Regions from separate parts of the Homo sapiens genome. Here region 2 is linked to region 1. A link is an interaction called in ENCODE POLR2A ChIA-PET data of the cell type or tissue named here. Cell type or tissue: OCI-LY7. All regions are shown on one strand. Links, peaks and the distances in the headings refer to the core of each region. The heading gives the core; the rest is flanking DNA.

The links. ChIA-PET counts read pairs that join two places held together with the same protein. Peaks named below come from ENCODE experiments on the same cell type or tissue, not always from the same donor. Only the 100,000 strongest peaks of a DNase experiment are listed, where the experiment ranks them.
Region 2: POLR2A ChIA-PET joins it to region 1 with 6 read pairs; 2 of 35 experiments call an interaction of 5 or more read pairs at or near these places.

Annotation. Positions count from the first base shown.
Region 1 is chr7:129,373,807-129,378,876 of GRCh38, reverse strand. The region is part of intron 1 of AHCYL2 (adenosylhomocysteinase like 2); the gene reads right to left. LOC107986847 (a long non-coding RNA gene) reads left to right here and starts at 1,199. Exons shown (of 3, transcript XR_007060518.1): 1 at 1,199-1,347. RefSeq lists enhancers at 2,503-3,062, 3,063-3,623. In OCI-LY7, for the core only: CTCF peaks have their summits at 1,978 and 2,184 (motif pointing right); a DNase peak (open chromatin) is centred at 2,206.
Region 2 is chr7:129,174,980-129,180,049 of GRCh38, reverse strand. No RefSeq gene overlaps it. Among named protein-coding and RNA genes, the nearest start is that of SMO, 11 kb to the left of the region's middle. In OCI-LY7, for the core only: no CTCF peak of the experiment used is centred there; no DNase peak of the experiment used is centred there.

The sequences.
Region 1 (5,070 bases), core at 524-4,523:
TTCACTGAAAAGTAAAACTGGAAAGAATATTTCAGATTATCATATTTGTAAGCTCCATATATCTAGATGAGAAAATTGCAAGGTACAAGAAAGAATATTTGAGATTATCATATTTGTAAGCTCCACATATCTAGATGAGAAAATTGCAAGGTACAGGAAGGCAAAATCACTTGCATTCAGGTTTCAAGAATCTCAGGAAATGGTAATGATTTAATAATTTTTAAAAAGCCTTTTCATTAAGAATGAACATTCTGAAATTGCATTTAAATTCTGGCTATGCCACTCATTAGCTGTGTAATGTTGCTCAAGATGCTTTAGTGAGTCTCATTTTTCCATAAATACAACAGAGATAAAAGTACTTACCTCACAGGTTTTAGAGAGGGTTCAATGAGACAATGTGTGTAAATTGAAACATAGCAGGAAATTCAATAAATCTACTCCCTACCCAACCCCTACGGTTCAATGCTCTCGTAACTCTTGCAGGTAGCCACTCTAATTTGTTAAAGCTTTTTAAAATATATTAGTTAGCTTTCCAGTACTAGTAAGTAAATTTATTTTTTTTTTTTTAGATGGAGTCTCACTCTGTAGCCAGGCTGGAGTGCAGTGGCTTGATCTCGGCTCACTGCAACCTCCACCTCCTGGGTTCAAGCAATTCTCCTGCCTCAGCCTCCCAAGTAGCTGGGAGTACAGGTGTGTGCCACCATGCCCAGCTAATTTTTGTATTTTTAGTAGAGACGGGGTTTCACCATGTTGGCCAGGACGGTCTCAATCTCTTGACCTTGTGATCCACCTGCCTTGGCCTCCCAAAGTGCTGGGATTACAGGCGTGAGCCACCACGCCTGGCTAGTAAGTAAATATTAATTTATTTTTAAATATTTGATATTATAAAATACCTAAAAGCAGTAAGATTGATCATTAACTATAATAGATGTAGAAGGAGCAGATTAATTGAATGAATATGTATAAGCCTCATATCATACTCTGGACATTGCATTTTGGATGATTATTTGATAATGATTTTCTTACAATTTTATCTTTCTCCTATTGTTGGAGGTTCCAGCTGATACTTTATAATACTCTACAAATCAAAGGTCACTTGTAAGCTATACTTGTTTGGGGAAAAAAAGCTCATACAATTTATTGAACTAATAACTTTTTTGTTTTCTCTGTTTGTATAATTGCCTATTCTGGATCCAAGGTGGCATAGAGGAAGGTCTAATGAAAATGATCAAAGGTCTGACAAGTGACTCTACCTTTAATGATAAAAAGATGGTTCCTTGATGGGCAGAACATACAGTACACCAGAATGAAAGCAGGAACTGACGGCTCCACTTCCTGCAGTTAGAGGTAACTAATGAGTCACTTGAGTATTGCGACAAGGGACCAATGCCAAATTGAAATAGCTTCACATTGCCTTTTAGGGGGATTCATAGCATTTTCATAGCTATAACAACAAATAAAGCCTACAGAGTGCTTTAGGGCTTGCAAATTGTTTTCAGCAATAGGAAAACTCATCGGATAAGAAGTTCTTCATGAACTAAAAAAAATGACAAAGATGATTATTTTGCTCAACTAGCAATTTATTCCAAAAAGATAAAGTGCCCTTTCTATGTACTCCCATAGGACGTACATGAACTTTCATGTATTGCATTTCTCCTAGCACAGCACTTACCACAATGAATGTAACTATCTGTCTACTTACCGGTATTCTCTATAAACTATAGGCTCATAAAGGGAGAAGCTGTGATTCTTATTCACCCTTATATCTGCAGGCACAAATCCTAGGCACTCAATCAAGTGCTGAATCAATATATCTGAAGTAGCCTATTCTATCTTCACTGTCTATACTTGTTTGAATACTCACTAAATATGGCAAACATAAACCAAGTCTAAAGTTAAAATGATTTTTAAGGGCAAAAAGAGCTGGGAAGAAGAGGGAAGGTGGAAAGCTGGGGAGGTGGACAGCAGTCAGGATGCAAACTCTGGCTTCCGTTTCACCAACCTTGTTCAAAACAGTCACATGTCTTTATTCTTTTTTAGAAGCCCATCCAGGAAAAGGAATAATAATGGAACTTTTCCAGTGTCCCCTTTAAAGAAGAATAGATAAACCGTGTTTCAGATGCTCAACACAACCCCAACACAACCACACACCTGCGTACATGTACATGTGGGTGCATATGCACACACACCATGTACACACACCACTAGAGGGGGCCAGTCACTCTTATACTCTAGATTGTAGGCTCAAGGTGAATAAACCATATAGCTATCTAGCTGCATTATCATCTCAAACCAGTTTATCTGAGCTGAGCTGTCTTCTCTATAGTGTTTTCTATTTACAGCAATCCCTCCTTCCTGGGACAAGTTCATGCTATCTTTTAATACTAAAGAAGACTAGGTTGTACAAGGCTTTCTCCACTTAGAACATAGGGTTCTAAAACCTTGCTTACTGGTTAGACACCGAATTCAAGTTTCTTTAAGACAGAAAAATATTAGAGTGAGATTAACCACTTAAATATAAGTTATGCAATTTTCCGCAAGAAACGAGTATCTTTCTCTGACGACCAGAACATGAGTTAAGTGGCTCCCTGGTGTTTACCTCCTCTTAATAATTAAACACCAATATACAGTCCATTTTGTAATGGATTGGTTTTGTAATCTGCCCACCCCAATTGTGGTACCTTAGTAGATTCTACCCCTAACTTTCCTACCTTGTCTGGAACCAGGGTCTTTTAAGGTAATCCTCCTTTTCCATTTGAGAGAGAACTGCCTAATTCCAACAGGCATTAAGGCAAGGGAGGGAAAGAGACTGTTAAAAGAGGGGTAGCTCACCTTATGCCAGAGGGAGGGATGAAAGCAGGAAAGGAGGGGAAAAAGAGTATAAGCAGTCGGCCTTTTACAATAATGGCTATAGCAGCGGCAAGACTGGTAAATAAGAGCTTAGCCTCACCTGGGCCTTAATCCCAGAGTTGCCATTAACAATGTATTTCTTCTTGCTGCCCAGCATAGTGACATTACCAGCCCCACTGCCACCTCTGTGGTCCAGGGACCCTTGTGATCAGGCCTTTAAACTTTCCTCATCAGCAATTCTGTTGGCTCTGGTTCCAGCCAGCTTTTTGGGCTGGGGAGTGGGGGACTACTCTTCCTTGGAATCCCTGAAGCAGCTCCAACAACCCCTTCAGCAGTACAGCCCCAATTTAATAAGGCATTTCTGTTAGTGGCTCAACAGCCATTCCTAATTCTAGTGGCTGTTTTGCTTTTACTTGTTTTTTTCCTAAACACCTAATTACATGGATCCTCTGACCTCTAAACCTTGCAAGTCCCTTGACAAGGCCCAACTTGCATGCGCATAACAATAGCTTATTTATATAACCACTGCACTTTTTTGCTCGCTATAATTAACTTGCTAATTAGGTTCCTTTTCAACCTTACCTCCTCCTTTTCCATGTCAGATGATTTTAGTTAACCTAGTCTCATTAGAAAAAAATTAACCACAGAGCCACTTAAACAATGAGAGACTTCATTAAAGGAGTAAGAAAAAAAAATTAATGGTGCCAAGTACTCAGGCAGGCCCTACCCTACACTCTGTGTCCTTGGATTAGCCAGACTGGGGACACTGATTTCAGCTCTGTCACCAAGGAAATCAATTTTCTCAGTTCACTGCTTTCCTCTGAATTGTGCATCTTTTATACAGGTTTTGACATTTGGTTTCTAGTCCCAGCTCAAGATTGTTGCTGATTTGGCACAGAGTGACCCAGTTTGCTTTTTTCACAAAATGTGTGTTCATGGAAGGGACGACTACAAAGGGAAGTTTCTTATCTCCTCAGAGTCCCCCGAATCACAACAATCTTACTACGTGCCAAATATTCAAGCAAAAGGGCAAAGAATCACATTATTTATTTGCTGATTTCTGAAAGAGACATAGTGAGGAAGAAAGCTACACTCAACTGTCTGCTACAGAGATTGGGGGGAAAGTGATGTCAATTCTTCCTTAATTAAAAAAAAAAAAAAGACTGCTTGTTGAGCACAAGAAAGGACATAAAATGGCAGATTTTTTTTTTTTTTTTTTGAGATGGAGTTTTGCTCTTTTTGCCCAGGCTGGAGTGCAATGATGCGATCTCGGCTCACTGCAACCTCCACCCTCCGGGTTCAAGTGATTGTCCTACCTCAGACTCCCAAGTAGCTGGGATTACAGGCATGTGCCACCACGCGGGCTAATTTTTTGTATTTTTAGTAAACATGGGGTTTCACCATTTTGGTCAGCTGGTCTTGAACTCCAGACCTCAAGTGATCCACCTGCCTCGGCCTCCCAAAGTGCTAGGATTACAGGCATGAGCCACTGTACCCAGCCGGCAGATTTTTTTTTTTTTTTAAGGATAATCTTTATTTAGAGAGAGAAGGTCACATTGCATACTGCTTATTGACATCTCTGGAAGAGAAAAGTTTGGTAAGTGCCTATTTTCACAGTTCTGTGTATATGTTACTTCTATTAATTTGTACAAGAATCTTAAGAATTAGGCAGTATTATTCTCACTTGACAAAGCAGGAAAGTTTAACTCTAAGAGAACAAATGATTTGTCCAAGGTCTCACAGCAAGTAAGTGATGGGACTGGAATTTGAGCCTGTGTTTATGCTAGAGCCAAAGCTCCATCTACTATACCATGCCTCATAATATTAATCAGAAGACCAAAGGTCCTAGTCCTAGGTGTACTAGCCTCAAATCATTCCTTTTATCTTTAAATTTATTTAATTTAAAATTACTCTTTAAATTCATTTTCGTATCAGATTACATCTTAGAAATGACATCATCCCGGATAATCTTGGGGCCCTGATCAAGTCACAATTCTAAAACACCTAATTATATAAGAATTAGAACTCTAACAGCTCTTTAAGGCAACTTTGCCCAATGTCACTACCAGAAATGGAAACAGAAATTAATTGAACTCAAATATGAATATTCACCATCACCCACAGCAATTCTGATCTCTTACTCATAATTTCACAAAGTGAGACAGATCATTTGCTTGCTTGATGAATCTCTCAACTTTTGCTCCTCCTAACAAGAATGTT
Region 2 (5,070 bases), core at 607-4,606, 200 kb after region 1:
CTTGTCCCCTTCACACTGCCACCCTCTTCTGAGCTACAGTCACTTGTCCTCTGGGCCACTCCAAGAGCTAACAGCTTTCCTGTTTCCCCTTACCCTCCTACAACCAATTCTGCATTCAGGCGCCAGGGTCATCCTTCTAAAATATGTCTGACTATATCGTTCTTGTGTTCAACACTCTGATGGCATTTCATCACACTTAGAGTAAAATTTCAATTTCTCATCAGGACTTCACCAACGTCCCGCTAACCCCTGGCAACCTCCTGGATCTCATTTGCTCACACCACCTTGAACATGCTGTCCTTTTTACTGATTAATGGGTACAGTTTTTGCTGTGTGTCCTTACACACACCAAGCAAGCACTTGCCTCAGGATCTTGGCACTCAGGCTTATTCTTATGTTCTCATTTAGGTCCATTCAAATACCCTTTCTCAAGAAGGCATTCCTAACAAACTGCTCCAAAGAAAATGAAATACTTGACTGGGCACAATGGCTCATGCCTGTAATCTCAGCACTTTGGGAGGCCGAGGTGGGTGGATAACCTGAGGTCAGGAGTGCAAGACCAGCCTGGCTAACATGGTAAAACCCCATCTCTACAAAAATACAAAAATTAGCTGGGCATGATAGCAGGTGCCTGTAATCCCAGCTACTGGGGAGGCTGAGGTAGGAGAATCACTTGGACCCAGGAGGCAGAGGTTGCAGTGAGCCGAGATCATGCCATTGCACTCCAGCCTGGGCAAAAGAGTGAAACTTGTCTCAAAAAAAAAAAAAAAAGAAAGAAAGAAAGAAAGAAAGAAAAAAAAATGAAATACTTAAGTACAAATCTAACAAAATTTATAAAGAATCTATATGATGAAAATTATAAAATGGGGATGAAAGAAATCAAAGGCAACCTAAATCCTTGGAGAGGCATACTATGTTCATGAATCAAAAGATCAAACATAGCAAAGATGTCACTTTCCCCTAGGTTGATTCCCTAAGCCTCTAGGTTTAACAAAATTCCTATCAAAATCTCAAGTTTTGAGAAAGAAAGAAAACAAGTTTCTCTGTAGACATAGACAAGCTTATTCCAAAACTAATATGGAAAGTGAAAGGCCTTGCTCAATTTTTGACAAAGATTAAAGTGGGAGGAATCGCTGGCTGATATTAAGGCTGACTATATAGTTACAGCAATCAAGACAATGTGGTACTGGTAGAAAGATAGACACATAGATCAATGTAGCAGAATAGAGAACCCAGAAATATGCCCACATATATGGCCAATTAGTTTTTGACAAAGCAGCAAAAGCAGTTCAATGGTGGAGGAGAACTTTTTCAATAAATGGTGCTAGAGCAATTACATATCCATATGCAAAAAAATAAAAATAAAATAAAACTCTATGTAAACCTCACACACCTTAAACAAAAATTAACTCAAAACAAATCATGCACTTAAATGTAAATATAAAACTTCTAAAAAACACATAGAAAATCTTCAGGACTCATACCAGGCAAAGAGTTCTTAGACTTGATACCAAAAGCACAACCCAGAGCCAGGCACAGTGATGCACACCTGTAGTCCCAGCTACCAGAAGGCTGAAGCAGGAGGATTACTTGAGCTCAGGAGTTCAAGGCTGCAGTGCTCCATTATTGCAGCTGTGAACAGCCACTGCACTCCAGCCTGGGCAACATAGACCTTATCTCTAAAGAAGTTAAATAAAAGTAAAATAAAAAATAAAAAGCAAAACCGGAAGAGGAAAAATTGACAAATTGTATCTCATCAGAATCTGAAACTTTTGCTCTGCAAAAGACACTGTTAAAAGAATAAAAAGACAAATTAAATACTGGGAGAAGATATTTGTAAATTGCATGTCCAAAAAAAGCCTTGTATCTAGAACACGCAAAGAACTTGAAAACAGTACTTAAAAAAACAAACAATCCAATTAGAAAACGGGAAAAAGACACGCACAGGCATTTTACCAAAGAGAATATATAGGTGGCAAATAGACCCATGAAAAGATGTTCAGTATCATTAGCCATTAGAGAAATGCAAATTAAACCATAATGAGATATTACCACATGCTGATCAAAATGACTAAAATAAAAAATTGTGGGCCAGGTGCGGTGGCTCATGCCTGTAATCCCAGCACTTTGGGAGGCCAAGGCGGGCAGATCACAAGGCCAGGAGATCGATCGAGACCATCCTGGCTAACACGGTGAAACCCCGTCTCTACTGAAAATACAAAAAATTAGCTGGGCATTGTGGCACATGCCTGCAGTCCCAGCTACTCAGGAGGCTGAGGCAGGAGAATCACTTGAACCCAGGAGGCGGAGGTTGCAATGAGCCGAGATCACACCACTGCAGTCCAGCCTAAGCGACAGAGTGAGACTGTGTCTAAAAAAAAAAAAAAAAAAAAGTAGTGATGAACACCAAATGCTGGCAATGCTGCGGAGAAACTGAGTCATTCGTATAGTGCTGGGGAACATAAAATGATAGAGCCACTCTGGAAAACAATTTGTCAGTTTCTGGAAAAAACATATATACCATACGACCCAGCAGTCACATTCCTGGGCATCTCTCCAAGAGAAATGAAGGCTTATTTTCACGCAGGAACTTGTACACAAATGGTCGTGGCAGTTTTATTTGTAATAGCTCAAAACTGGAAACCAACCAAATGTCCTTTAATGGGTGAGTGGTTAAACAAACTGTAGTTTATCCATACCATGGAATAATACTCAGAAATAGAAAAGAACAAACTATTGATACACGCAACAACTCGGATGGCGCTCAAAGAAATTATGCTGAGTGAAAAAAGCCAGTCTCAAAAGGATAACTACTGCATGATTCCATTTCTGTAACATTCATGAAATAACATAATTATAGGGGTGGAGAACAGATTGGTGGTTGCCGGAGGTTAGTGACGGTGGGGAGGAATGGGTGTGGCTATGAAGGGGTAACACCAATGTGTCTTGTGATGATGGCACAGTTGAGCATTTTTTTGTAGCAGTTTCATGGAGATGTAATTCACATATACTCCAGTTGAGTATACCTTGATTGTAGTGGTGATTACACAAAACTACATGTGATAAAATTACATAGAGCCATGCACACATATGCAAATAAGTGCATGTATGATTACTGAAATCCAAATAAGTTCTATACATTGTAGCAGTGTCAATTCCTTGGTTCTGATAATGTATCATACTGTAATTGTAGAAGATGTTAACACTGGGTGAGGTTGGGAAAAAGAGCATGGGACTTCCCTTGCATTTCTTTGCAACCTTCTGTGAGTCTGTAATTATTTAACAACAAAAAAAAAATTAAACTTTTTTAAAAAAGTGCCTTGTAGTCCCAGCACCTCATGAAGCTGAGGCAGGAGGAGTGCTTGAGCCCAGGAGTTTGAAGTCAGCCTAAGAAACACAGCAAGACCAAGACCATGTCTCTAAAAAAAACAAAAAACAAAAAATGTCTCATAAAAAATTGCACTCCCTCCATCACTCTCTATCCTCTCAACTTGCTTTATTTTTCTTCATTGTCTATATCTTCATAGCCTGTATCTGACTTTATAGTATATGTAATGGATAAGCTATAACATATATTTGCATACATCTGTCTCCTCCAGTAGAATGTAAACTTAGGAGGGGCAAGCATTTGTTATGTTCTCTCCCTGGTGCTAGAATGGCACCTGGCACACTGCATTTGTTGAGTGAATGTGTGGGTGTACCTGGCTTCCTACAGGTGTCTATTTCATTTATTGTATCTATACAAAAATTAACCTTATAGCCCCCTGCCAGAAACATTACTTTTATTAAGGTATTCACCCCAGACTCTCAGTTCAGAGGAGATTTCACATTTCTTTCTCTTTCTTTCTTTCTCTTTCTTTCCTTCCTTCTTTCCCTTTTCCCTCCCCTCCCCTCCCCTCCCCTCCTCTCCGCTCCCCTTCCCTCCCCTCCTCTCCTCTCACCTTCCCTTCCCTCTTTCCTTCCTTTTTTTTTTTTTTTTTTTTTTTGATAGGGTCTTCCTCTGCCACCCAGACTGGAGTGCAGTGGTGCAACCATGGGTCACTGCAGCCTCAACCTCCTGGGCTCAAGGAATTCTTTTGCCTCAGCCTCTTCAGTAGCTGGGACTACAGGTGCTTGCCACTAGGCTCACCTAATTTTTAAAACTTTTTTGCAGAAAGGGGGTCTTCCTATATTACCCAGGCTAGTCTCAAACTCCTGGGCTCAAGTCATCCTCCCGTCTTTGCTCCCTAAAGTGCTGGGATTATAGGTGTGAGCCACTGTGTCTGGCCACCACATTTTTTCAAATAGCCTTTTTCTGGTAATTACATTTTCATAAAGGCATTTTTTTTTTCTTTTTTTTGGAGACAGACTGTCTCTGACGCCCAGGCTGGAGTGCAGTAGCACACAAACATGGCTCACTACAGCCTCCTTGACCTCCTGGGCTCAAGTGGTCCTTCCACCTCAGCCTCCCATCTAGCTGGGACCACAGGTACATACCATCGTGCCTGGCTAAATTTTTTATTTTTTTCTTGTAGAGATGGGGTCTCCCTGTGTTGCCCAGGCTAGTCTTGAACTCTCAGGCTCAAGTGACCCTCCAACTTCAGCCTCCCAAATTGCTGGGATTATAGGTATGACCCACCATGCCCAGCTGTAAATGAAATTCTTTAGTGGGAAATACATATTTCACCCAATTCTGTTTATTCTTCCCTGGCTCCAATGAGGCCTTTGGGAGTATGTACTCATTTGAAGTCTTTCTGGGAGAGTTAAAACGTCTGCTATGAGAAGGCAGCTAAATAAAGGTCCTTGAATGTCACTGAATTGACCCTATGTTCCTCAAAAAGAGCTTCAGCCTGAATTGTTGAAATTAAGCAATTTTGTAAGAAAAAGAAACAGTACCAGTGGCTCACACCTGTAATCCCAGCACTTTGGGAGGCCGAGGCAGGCAGAACACAAGGTCAAGAGATTGAGACCATCCTGGCCAACATGGTGAAATCCCGTCTCTACTAAAAATACAAAAATTAGTTGGGCGTGGTGGCATGTTCCTGTAGTCCCAGCTACTTGGGAGGCTGAGGCAGGAGAATCACTTGAACC